Regions from separate parts of the Homo sapiens genome. Here region 2 is linked to region 1. The links are chromatin contacts, found by POLR2A ChIA-PET in ENCODE. All regions are on one chromosome and are shown on one strand. Each heading gives the region's core, a stretch centred on a gene start or an enhancer-like site at or near the end of the contact. The rest is flanking DNA. Distances are from core to core; before and after follow the strand shown.

What was found. ChIA-PET counts read pairs that join two places held with the same protein, here RNA polymerase II (POLR2A).
Region 2: POLR2A ChIA-PET joins it to region 1 with 11 read pairs in WTC11. The contact joins the enhancer-like site here to the promoter of SLC8B1 in region 1. POLR2A ChIA-PET finds 5 or more read pairs at or near these places in 5 of 52 experiments (A673, OCI-LY7, RWPE1 and 2 more).

What each region holds. Positions count from the first base shown.
Region 1 is chr12:113,333,859-113,339,522 of GRCh38, reverse strand. SLC8B1 (solute carrier family 8 member B1) reads left to right here and starts at 4,414. Exons shown (of 16, transcript NM_001358345.2): 1 at 4,414-5,080. RefSeq lists a silencer at 4,204-4,493.
Region 2 is chr12:113,928,835-113,934,392 of GRCh38, reverse strand. The region is part of intron 16 of RBM19 (RNA binding motif protein 19); the gene reads left to right. Among named protein-coding and RNA genes, the nearest start is that of RBM19, 35 kb to the left of the region's middle. RefSeq lists a cis regulatory region at 1,346-1,363, a silencer at 1,241-1,419 and enhancers at 1,282-1,426, 142-2,072, 1,676-2,359, 2,360-3,043. Within about 2 kb of position 1,457, at least 5 of the 41 ENCODE cell types and tissues checked have a DNase peak (open chromatin) inside an H3K27ac peak, as active enhancers do.

The DNA of each region.
Region 1 (5,664 bases), core at 3,165-5,664:
AGACATTGTGTCAGGTCCTTTTACCTTCAGTAATAATAATAAATAATAATAATAGCAGCTTGGCCAGGCATGGTGACTCATGCCTGTAATCACAGCACTTTGGGAGGCCGAGGCAGGCGGATCACGAGGTCAGGAGATCAAGACCATCCTGGCTAACACAGTGAAACCCCGTCTCTACTAAAAATACAAAAAATTAGCCGGGCGTGGTGGCGGGCGCCTGTAGTCCCAGCTACTTGGGAGGCTGAGGCAGGAGAATGGCGTGAACTCAGGAGGCGGAGCTGGCAGTGAGCCGAGATTGTGCCACTGCACTCCAGCCTGGGCGACAGAGCAAGACTCTGTCTCAAAAAAAAAAAAAAAGTAATAATAATAATAATAGCAGCTTCAATTTATTCAACTTTAACAAGTGCCAGGCACTATGCTATGGGTTTTATTATATAATCTCCTTGTTCTTTAAAATTATAATAGTAGAGACAGGGTCTTGCTATGTTGCCCAGGCTGGTCTCGAACTCCTGGCCTCAAGCAATCCTCCCACTTCAGCCTCCCAAAGTGCTGAATTACAGGTGTGAACCACTGTGCCCAGCCGACATATAAAATCTCAATCCTCACTATAGCCTGATGAGTGGGCCCTATAGGTGCTGTTTTCATCCCCATTTTCCAGGTAAGGAACTGAGACTCAAAAAGACAAAATAACTGGTCCAGGGCCAAATAGCCAGTAAATGGCAGAGCTGGGATTTGAGCTCGGATCTGGATGACTTCTAAGTCTGCTCCTAACATGTCAAAATGGCCTTTCTCAGCCTGGGGAATAGGCCCTAACCCTAACCACTGTCTACCAGAGCAGGGGTGAACCAGGGGCTATCCCAGGCCCCATCTATCTTTCTTCTCTGTCCCCAGGGGTTCCTCTCCCCGCCTGGATCTTTCCAGGAGTCTCTCAACAGATACTCATACTCTCCCCCAACACCCCTTGCTTCCTGCTCTACCCCAGTCCTGGGAGACAGGGAGGTAGTAACCCACCTGCTCTGCTGACCTAGAATGGTGATATCTAAGCCTCACCCTAGCTACCAGGGTCAGGCCCCTTGGGGAAGGAGGACTTCAAACTCAGCAATTCTGGAGTTACTTCTCAAGCAGCAGATGACCTGGGGAAAAGCTGACCCCGGAGTAGGATGACCCCGGAGCAGGCTTGGAGATTGTGACACACAGACACTACTGTGAACGCCCCTGTGCTGGCAGCCTGGACATGGGGATGAACCTGGCCTGGTGCTGCTTCGAGGTGCTCCCAGCCTGTGGGGGACATGGAAAGGTAAGTTAATGCATTGTTGTAACAATGGAATAATTTTTATTTTTTATTTTTCTTTGAGATGGAGTCTCACTGTCACCCAGGCTGGAGTGCAGTGGCATGATCTGGGCTCACTGCAGCCTCCACCTTCCAGGTTCAAACAATTCTCGTGCCTCAGCCTCCCAAGTAACTGAGATTGTGGGCTTGTGCCACATGCCTGGCTAATTTTTGTATTTTTAGTAGAGACGGGTTTTTGCCATGTTGGCCAGGCTGGTGTTGAACTCCTGACTTCGGGTGATCTGCCCACCTCAGCCTCCCAAAGTGCTGGGATTACAGGTGCGAACCACCACGCCCAGCCAACAATGGAATAATTAATGGGGACAACAAACCCTTCCACTGAGGGAGTGTTGACTCAGCATCCAGCATGGGGTTTGGGGCTCTTCACAGTGTCCTATTTCAGCTAGGCATGGTGGCTCATGCCTGTAATCACAGCAATTTGGGAGGCCAAGGTGGGGGGATTGCATGAGCCCAGGAGTTCAGGACCAGCCTGGGCAACATAGTGACACCCTGTCTCTACAAAAAATGAACAAAACGAGCCAGGCATGGTGGCACACGACTGTAGTCACAGCTACTTGGGAAGCTGAGGCGGGAGGATCGCTTGAGCCCAGGAGGTCAAGGATGCAGTGAGCCAAGATCACACCACTGCATTCTAGCCTGGGTGACAGAAGGAGACCCTGTCTCAAAAAAGATAAGGAAAAACATCTGGAAGGACCTCAGGAGGTTGGTACTAGTATCACTCCCATTTCACCAAGGGGGAAACTGAGGCTCAAAGAGAGGCTCTAAGTGTTTATAGAAGGTCCTACAGAAACCTGATGTTCTGCGATTCCAAACACATCATGCTCCAGATCACAATGTCACCTGCCCAGAGGTGGGAATTAGAGGTGTGCTCTGAAGGTGGGGAGCCCTGTGGCCATGTGGAGGGGTTGGGGGGAGGGTGGAAGACCCCCTAGTGGCGGTGACCTCTGAGCTGAGCCTGACAACATGAGTAAGAGTTTGTCAGGTGGAAAAGAGATAGGGTGTCATCAGGGCAGGGGGCTCGGAAGGAGCAGAGGCAGGTGGCTGTGAGCAAGAGGCCGATACGTTCAGGGAACAGGGAGCACTACTGGGCAGGAGGTGGAGGTAGGGGTGAAAGACGATTTCAGAAAGGTGTGCTAGGGCTGGATGCTGAAGGGCCTTGAATGCCAGGCTTGGCGTTGGGCCTGGGTCCTGCCCATGACGAGGAAGCAGGTCCTACCGTAAGGATAAGAGATGGGGTGACTAGATGCATGCTAATGGCAGAAGTGGGGCTGCAGGCAGGAGTGGCCTGGGAGGACACACTCCAGCCTTAAGGACCCCAGGTCCAGGCCCCATGCCTGCCTCCTCCCATTCCCCCATCCCCCCAACAGAAGAAAAGGCAGGATGAACAGAGCTTCCCCAGGAGGCTGGGAAACTGGAAATAGGGGGAGATACTGGTACATCCATCAGCAGATCACTAACTCCTCGGTCTTGATTTGTTTGCCACCTTCTTTTAAAAACGATGCTATGTGCCCCCTTCGGCAGCACATATACTAAAATTGGAACAATACAGAGATTAGCAAAAAGAAAAGGGAAAAAATTAAATACAAATTTTAAATATTAGATAAAAAGGTGGGCATGGTGGCTCACACCTGTAATCCAAGCACTTTTGTTACAGGAAAGGGGTCCTGATCCAGACCCTAAGATAGGGTTCTTGGATCTCGCGCAAGAACGAATTCAGGGTGATTCCATAGAGTAAAGTGAAAGCAAGTTTATTGAGAAAGTAAAGGAATAAAAGAATGGCTACTCCATAGGCAGAACAGCCCTGAGGGCTGCTGGTTGCCCATTTTTATGGTTATTTCTTGATGATATGCTAAACAAGGGGTGGATTATCTATGTTTCCCCTTTTTAGACCATATAGGGTAACTTCCTGACGTTGCCATGGCATTTGTAAACTGCCATGGCGCTGATGGGAGTGCAGCAGTGAGGACAACCAGAGGTCATTCTTGTCACCATCTTGGTTTTGGTGGGTTTGGGCTGGCTCCTTTACTGCAACCTGTTTTATCAGCAAGGTCTTTATGATAACCTGTATCTTGTGCCCACCTTCTATCTCAACCTGTGACTTAGAATGCCTTAACCGTCTGGGAATGCAGCCCAGTAGGTCTCAGCCTCATTTTACCCAGCCCCACTCGAGATGGAGTTGCTCTGGTTTACACAGCTCTGACACTTTGGGAGGCAGAGGCAGAAGGATCGCTTGAGACCAGGAGTTTGAGACCAACTTGGGCAACATATAGAGACCTCGTCTCTATAAAAAATTTTAAAAACTAGCCTGGTTTGGTGGCACACACCTGTGGTCTCAGCTACGTGGGAGGCTGAGGCGGGAGGATTATATAAGCCCAGGAGTTCGTGACCAGTTTGACCAACATAGTAAGAACATTTTACAAAAAATGAACAAAATTAGCCGGGCATGATGGCACTTGCCTGCAGTCCCAGCTACTTGGGAGGCCGAGGTGGGAGGATTGCTTGAGCCTCGGAGGTCGAGGCTTTAGTGAGCCGTGACAGCTGCTACTGCATTCCAGCCTGGGCGATAGAGTGAGACCCTGGCTTAAAAAATTAAAATTTAAATTAAAAAAAAAAAGCTATGCTACTAGAGGGGAATGTTGAACCCAATTAGGATCTCAGAAGGATTTCAGTGAAACCGCGAGAACTTTCCTGGGCAGGGTGGGGCTTTCTCCACCTGGGATTTTCCCAAACCTCTTTGTCACCATTCATTACCAGGAGCAGCTTGACACCCTCTGGTTCCTCTACCCTCGGGAAATGAACCTCCTAGTTTCACCCTCTAAATGTCCCTCTCCGGCTTCCTGCAGTCCTTACCCATCGGCTTGTATCTCAGTTTCAAAGCGGAGGGAGAGGACGGTGGAGAGTGGGAAGACCCTACGAAGCTCCCCGGGAGCTGTACCTTTAAGGGCAGGGGCGGGGCGAGCCCCGAGGGGGCGTGTCCTGAGGGCGTGGCCGAGACCGGGGCGGGGCGAGCCGGGGCGGGCCCGGACGGGAAGAGTAGGGGCCCGGACGCTGCAGCAGGCGGGGCACCCGGACTGGCGGCTTCGCTGGCGCAAGGTCGGTCCGGCGGCCAGGGACCTGGAAGGCTGCGAGGCCCTGCGAGGTCGAGGTTCGGAGTTTGCTGGTCCCAGGCCCGGCCCGAGGTAAGAAAGAGCCGCCTCCCCGCACGGCCGGAGGACCCGGGCGCCCCGAGTTCGACTTCTCAGCCTCCGTCCGGACGGGAAACGGAGCACGGAGATGTTCCTGAGGTCTCTTTCCTGGGAAGCGCAGCCCCGATTTCCCGCCCCTGTCCCTTAGCAGGTCGGCGACCATCCGAGCGCTGGGCATCGGCCCACGCGTACAGAAGGCGCTCAATAAATGCTCACTAGTGAATCAGTAAAATAAATCGGCAGCAAAGAGAGACGAGACGCATGCTGATCTTCAGGTGTTGGGGACATCAGGGACGCGAACATTTATTGAGCTCTTATTGTATACCGCGTCGGCCAGCATTTGTGTCCATTTCACACATGAGGAATAAGAGGCCCAGAGAGGTGAAGTGACTTCCTTAAGGCCACACAGATAGTAAGTGGCCGAGACGAATTTGAAACCAGGGGTGTCCTGTTTGAACTTGGTGCCAAATAGAGTAACTCGGACTCCAGTTGGAGGGGTTCGGGAGAACCATAGAAGAGGAAGGGCCGTGTCTTCCGTGGACAGGTAAGGAACCTGGCTGGGACAGGCGCCTTTCTGACCTCTCTTCCCCTCCCTACCTCCTCTCCCTCCCCTCAGGCTGCCAGTACATTGAGAAACACCTGCGCAGACTTAAAGAAAAAAACGTTTTTATGGGGTTTGGTTTCCTGATTGCAAAAATAAGACATACTCATCGTAGAACACATGAAAAAGCCAAAACAGGAAATTTAGTTTGCTGAGGACTTTTGTTTTTCCAGTTTAATTCCTTTGAAATATATTGAAGCCATTTTGGCCCTGGTCTTGAGGGAAGAGGCACATGGTGGTGACCAGCCCGGCCCCACTGCTAACCCGCGGTCTTTGAGCAACTCAACTTCCTTCTTGCCCTTAAGTTCCCTGTCGGAGGGGCTGTGGGCTCTGTGACCCTCTTGCTGTGTGACCTTGGGCAGGTTCTGGAATTCCTCTGCTGGGTGTGGTGGCTCACGCCTGTAGTCCCAGCACTTTGAGAGGTCAAGGCCGGCAGATCACTTGAGGCTAGGAGTTCCAGACCAGCCTGGCCAACATGGCGAAACCCCGTCTCCGTTAAAAATACAAAAATTAGCTGGGCATGGTGG
Region 2 (5,558 bases), core at 208-2,707, 600 kb before region 1:
CCAGTAAGCAGCCATTCTGTGACTGGCCAAGCCACCTGCCTCTCTGAGGCTCAGTTTCCATATCTGTAAAACGGGCATGATATCCGCCCCGCCCTCTGAGGGCGTGGTGGGATGTCACATGCACATCACCAGTCTTCCGCTGCTGTTGGTGACTGAGCAATATAAATCACAGTGCATCTTGGGAGGCTGAGGCAGGAGGATCACTCGAGTCCAGAAGTTCAAGACAAGCCTGGACAGCATGGCAAAACCCTATTTCTACAAAAAATACAAAAATTAGCTGGGCGTAGTGGTGCATGCCTTGTAGTCCCAGCTACTCAGGAGGCTGAGGTTGGAGGATCACTTGAGCCTGGAAGATGGAGGCTGCAGTGAGCCGAGATTGCACCACTACACTCAGCCTGGGTGACAGAGCAAGACCCTATCTCAAAAATTAAATTAAAATTTAGAAAAATATGGCACAGTGGATAGTCTTTAACTCACCATGGGCACCAGCCCCAAGCCAGCAGCCGAGCTGGGTGATCAAGATGGACACCACACAGATGCACAGACCCCCTTCCCCAGGAACTTTTGAGCTGTGGAGGACAATAGAGCTGTTGGGGGACAAGTGAGATGTCACAAGTAGTAATAGAAGTGGGCCCTGAGTACAGAAATGTCTGCATCACAGCACAGGGTGCATCACGGAGATAGCATGCTGTGGTTTACGGTCAGAGTGTTTTCCCACCCCCTGCCCGCGGGTCCCCCTGCTTCCTGGGTCTACATTGTAGGTTTGAGCATGTGTCCAACAGCCCCTACCTCCCAGAGGGGCTGCTTTCCAGGGCCTGACCATGACTCACACAAAGAAGGCCTTAGAGCCCGGCCGCTGGGCCTCCTTTGGCCCGGGAAGTTGTGCGTGTCTGTGCTAATTCCAAGCCCCGCTGTGTCCCGCGTCATCGGTGAATTCCCACAGAGCTGATCTCCAGGGCCTCCTCCTGCCCTCACTGCACGCAGCACATGCACAGCCCCTCCTGGCGGGTGCTGTTCTTTTCACCTGCTCCTCCCCCACCCCCACCCTCTTTGCATTGTTCCTGAAGCTTCACCAAATCCCCGACTCCCCCGTTGTACGAGGACAACGAGGGCTGGGGGGACTCAGCCAGCCCACAAAGCCCTGGATTTTCTCAGGCTCCCAAGGAAGAAGAGTAGGAGGGGAGTGGACATACCTTTTTTTTTTTATTTTACCCCCTTCCTTTCTGCAAAGCTCTCCTGTTCTCTGTACCAGTCTCGAGGGAGGGGGACAGCGTGTTTTATCTCCCCACAACCAAGACCCTCACCTCCAGATAAAGGGCTCAGAGTGGGGGGAGGTCCTGAAAAGCTGCTTGCAACTGATAACAGTCTTTGCTGTCAGCTCCAGCGCCGAGAGCCGGGAAAGGGGAGGAGGCCGCAGTAAATTCTGTGGCCTGATTATAATAAAGCCCCATGTGGCGATGCGTGACTGGATTTGATTGTGCTAACTACAGATGGAAGCACAGTTCCCCTGCCTCTCCCAACCCCCTCCAGCCCACCTTGCTTTTAGATCCTTCCCCCAACTCCCCCGCCCCCAGGCCTAGCCCTGATTCCTTTCTCACTTCTTCCCTCTTTTTCTGGTTCCTGGTGTTTTTGTTGGCAAACATCTGTTTGAGTTTCACAATACCTTATTTTTTTCTTTCCCATCTTTCTTTTGTCTCCCAACTTGGGGCCAGCAGCAGAAGTGCTTTTTAAAATGACCTTTGGCTTCATGGCCTTGGCTCCTGGCTGTCTCCACGCCTCTCTGGACACAGCCTGGCCTGGTGACTCGGGGAGCAGTAGCTGGCTGGCAAGGGTGCCCAGCTGTGGACTCGGACGCCTGGCACTGGCTGGCCTTCCTGGGAGCCTGAAGCCAGCAGCTTACCCTGCAGGGAGAAGGAGAGGGAGGGCCGAGGGCTCCCCACACTGGGTTGTCTTATCTCTCCCAGGGTTAGGGATTTCCAACATTTTCCCCTGGATTTCTCTCTCAGCAAGGCCTGCTGGGCAGTGTGGGTAGCAAGGGTAATATTAAGAACGAAACTGTTCTCTCCCAGTGCTCGCTGCAGGCCCAGGCTCAGGTCTTGCAGCCTGCTCTGCATTCATTCTCATCATCGTCCTGCAAGTAGGCACCATGATGGCCAGCCCCTTTTTAGATGGAAAGAAGGAAGCACAGAGAGTTTGCATGACTTGAGCAAGGTCACACATGTGGAGAGAGCCGGGATATGACCTGAAGCCATCAACTCTGAGGCCTGTGCTCTTACCTAAGACCTCACAGCTCTTCTCGATCACAATAAGGGCTATTTCATGATCGCTGTGTTCTAGGCACATGCTGAGTGCCCAACAGACTCATCGCCCACAAGTAGATCTGTTCTGAGCCCAGTGCTGGAGATTCAGTGCCAACTGAGTCAGACTGGGTCCTGTCTCGAGCTCCCTGTGTAGTTGGGGAGCACAGATAGAGGAGCAAACTGCTCAATACAGTGATGATGGAATAGGACAGGGCTCTGAAAAGAAGAAAGCAGAAGAATGGAACAGCGAGTGGTTGGGCCCAGGCTGGAGACTGCTTTAACTAGAGTGGACAGGATGAGCTCCCTGTGGGGAGGCTGTGTGAGAAGGAGCCAGGCCTGGGAAAGCAGCAGACCAGCAGAACAGGCAGAGGCCAGCAGGTGCAAAGGCCCTGTGGTAGGAAGGGGGCTTGGCAGGCTCGGCCATCAGAAAAGAGACCAGTGCGTTTGGAACGGAGGTGACGGGAGAGAAGGGAAAAGGGTGAGGGATGAAGTCAGGGAAGGTGGCGAGCCAGGGAGAGGGGCAGAGGGCACAGCAGCAGGGAGTCTCTTCAGTTGTCCAGGTGAGGTGAGGGGTAACAGAGCCATGGCCTGGCATGTGGAGGAAATAGTGGATACTTGCATTTCTAAACAGCCCAGCAAAGCGCAGGTGTATGAGGACTGCTGGCAAAGATAACAACTCTTCCCCCTTCGAAGCACACCAGCCACAGCTCATGGACCTGGGAGGCCATGCTGAGGGCTGCTGGGCCCTCCAGGTTGTTGCCCTTATAAGACTTGGGAACTCCTGGAATGCCATGCTGGGGACTAGCTGGGTTCTGGGGCCTTGTGGGAGAGAGGGGGAAGGGCCATTATCTTTGCCAGTGGTCTGTATACACCTGCACTTTGCTGGGTTTTGAAACAACCTATACAATACATCCTATACAATATACTCACATTAATTTACAATTCATTTAAACTTCAAATGTAGATTTTGCATTCTTCGTCATAATTATTACATTATCGTCCTTTTAAAATTTGGTAATTGAGTTTACAGTCACTCACTGTTCTGTTTACCAATTTTCCTACAAATGAGCATGACTTTGGGGTTTTTGTTTGTGTATGTATTTTTGGTATTAGGGGAGAGGTGGTTTTAATAAGCTCTATTTTATAGGTAAGGGTGCAGAGACAGCAGTGAAGTCACTCACCCAGGGCCATGCAGCTAGGTTGTGGCAGGGCTGGGACTGGGCCTGCCCTCCTCGTCTTTTCCAGGCCCCCTTCTCCGGCAGATCTCTAAAGACCATGATGCCCTTGAACTGTTAGTTCTTCTAGGATCCAGGGTGAAGTTTCAGGTGTAGGGCGGTTGTTGCTATGAACTCAAGGTTCAGGGAAAGAACGGACGTCTCCGGGGTCAGCCAGAGCCTGCGCTGCTGGAGGAAAGGCAGACCCCTTTGAGCACATCTTTCATTTAAGCTGGGTGTTCCTCCCGAAGGGGAGGGTAAGAGGCTGACTTATGGGAGGTTGGAGATGCCAGGTGAGCCCCATGCCAGGCCAACTGCACACCCAGATAATAGGTCTTCACCTTCCTCACAGTTCCCTCTTGTTCTTCCTGGGCTGGGGCTAAGGGCAGCTGATCTGCCAGGGAAGGGATCTGCCCATTACTGGTCTCAGCTGTGTTACTAAACCCAAACATCACACCCCCTTGGGCAGGTGCCTGGGCATTTAAAGATGCCCTTTGCAGCACACCAGCCACTGCTCATAGACCAGGGAGGCAGGGTGGAGTCAACTCCAGCCATGCTGAGGGGTTCTGGGCTCCCCGGGTTATTACCCTTGTGAGACTGGGAACTCCTGGAATGCCACGCCGGGCACTGGCTGGGTTCTGGGACCTTGAGACAGAAAGAGGGAAGGGCATCTTTGCCAGTGCTCTGGGGCAGGCCAGATGCAGGGAGCAGAGCACTGAGGTTTCAATGAGCTGGTGTACTTGCTGACTACTGCCTAATTCAAAAGTCACTTGCCATTAAGTTGCCAAGATTTAAAAACCATGGGATTTCCTCTGTAAAGCTGGATTTCCTACTTCTCTTAATAGATCTGAATTCTGGCCATGCTAGGTTGACCTTTCCGTCAATTGGCCAGTGCCAAGAAGGGGCTGTCCTTTAAACTGGCCATGAGCCCTCCTGGTCACCATCATCCCCACTATGCTTTTCTCTATAAAATTTTTTTCCAGTCTTCCATGAACCTGTCTCACCAACCAGAAGGTGCCTGAGATTTCGGGTACAGATGCAGCAGCCTACAGAACTCTCCTTGGGCCCCCTGTTTTCTGTGATGTGGCTGCTGTGGTCATGAGTGAGACTGTACTCAGGGTATTCAACCACATGCCTGGTCATGGCAGGGGATCTCATCAGTGTTCTTTCCTTTCTCCTTTAATCTCCAAGATGTCAAATGCCAAGGAGGGCCAGCTGGGTGGAAATATCATTCACTGCTGAAGGTCATGGTTTTCATCTCCATTGAAGTTCTGGTCCAGGACCTGAAGTCTTAGCTGCCTTGCATAGCTTTCGTTCTCACCATTAGTGGTACTTTTTCCTCCAGCTTTGTTTGAAAGTTGGGTTTTAAGTACAAAGGGCCACACCATGGAGTCTCTCTTGTTGGGTAAATTGTGTTAGTTTCTTGGTTGGGGGAGGAGCCTTTGTGTAGATTTCTTCTTTTTGTGCTGGTATCTGAGTCTCGATTCTGGGCTTATCCGAGGGAGGAAGGCAGTGTGTTCAACTGATGTTAAAGAGACAGCATTATCACGGTAGCTGTTTCTGTAAGGGCTTAAAAGGGTTGTTTTATGACAAAGTGGTCGAAGCTTAATTAGGACTTGAAAGCATTAGGCTTGCATCAGAAAGGGCAGGACAGACAGAGGCATCTTTTGTGCTTGGCGGTGAGAGTATGTGGGATGCAGCTGAACCCCAAGAAGCCCCCTTACATCACAAAGAAGTTTGAACTATGCAAGTGAAGGTGTGAGTAGAAGAAGCAGGCTGTCTCCATCAGCTCCAGCGTACCCGCCCGTGGGACCTCCAGGTGCTTCTGCCAGGCTGGGGTGCAGGGTTTAACTCTTAGGGGAGGTCACTGGTCATCTGCTTAGAAACATTGAGGGTGAGGGGTGTGAAGGCACAGCCTGAGAACTGCTTTGAAGAGTTGCTAAGACAGTTTGATTTCCTGGGGGATATGGGAATAGCTTCAGAAGCCTTGTCTTTGGAGGAGGAATTTGTCTCCAGGTCCTAATCATGTGACTTAGGGAAATTG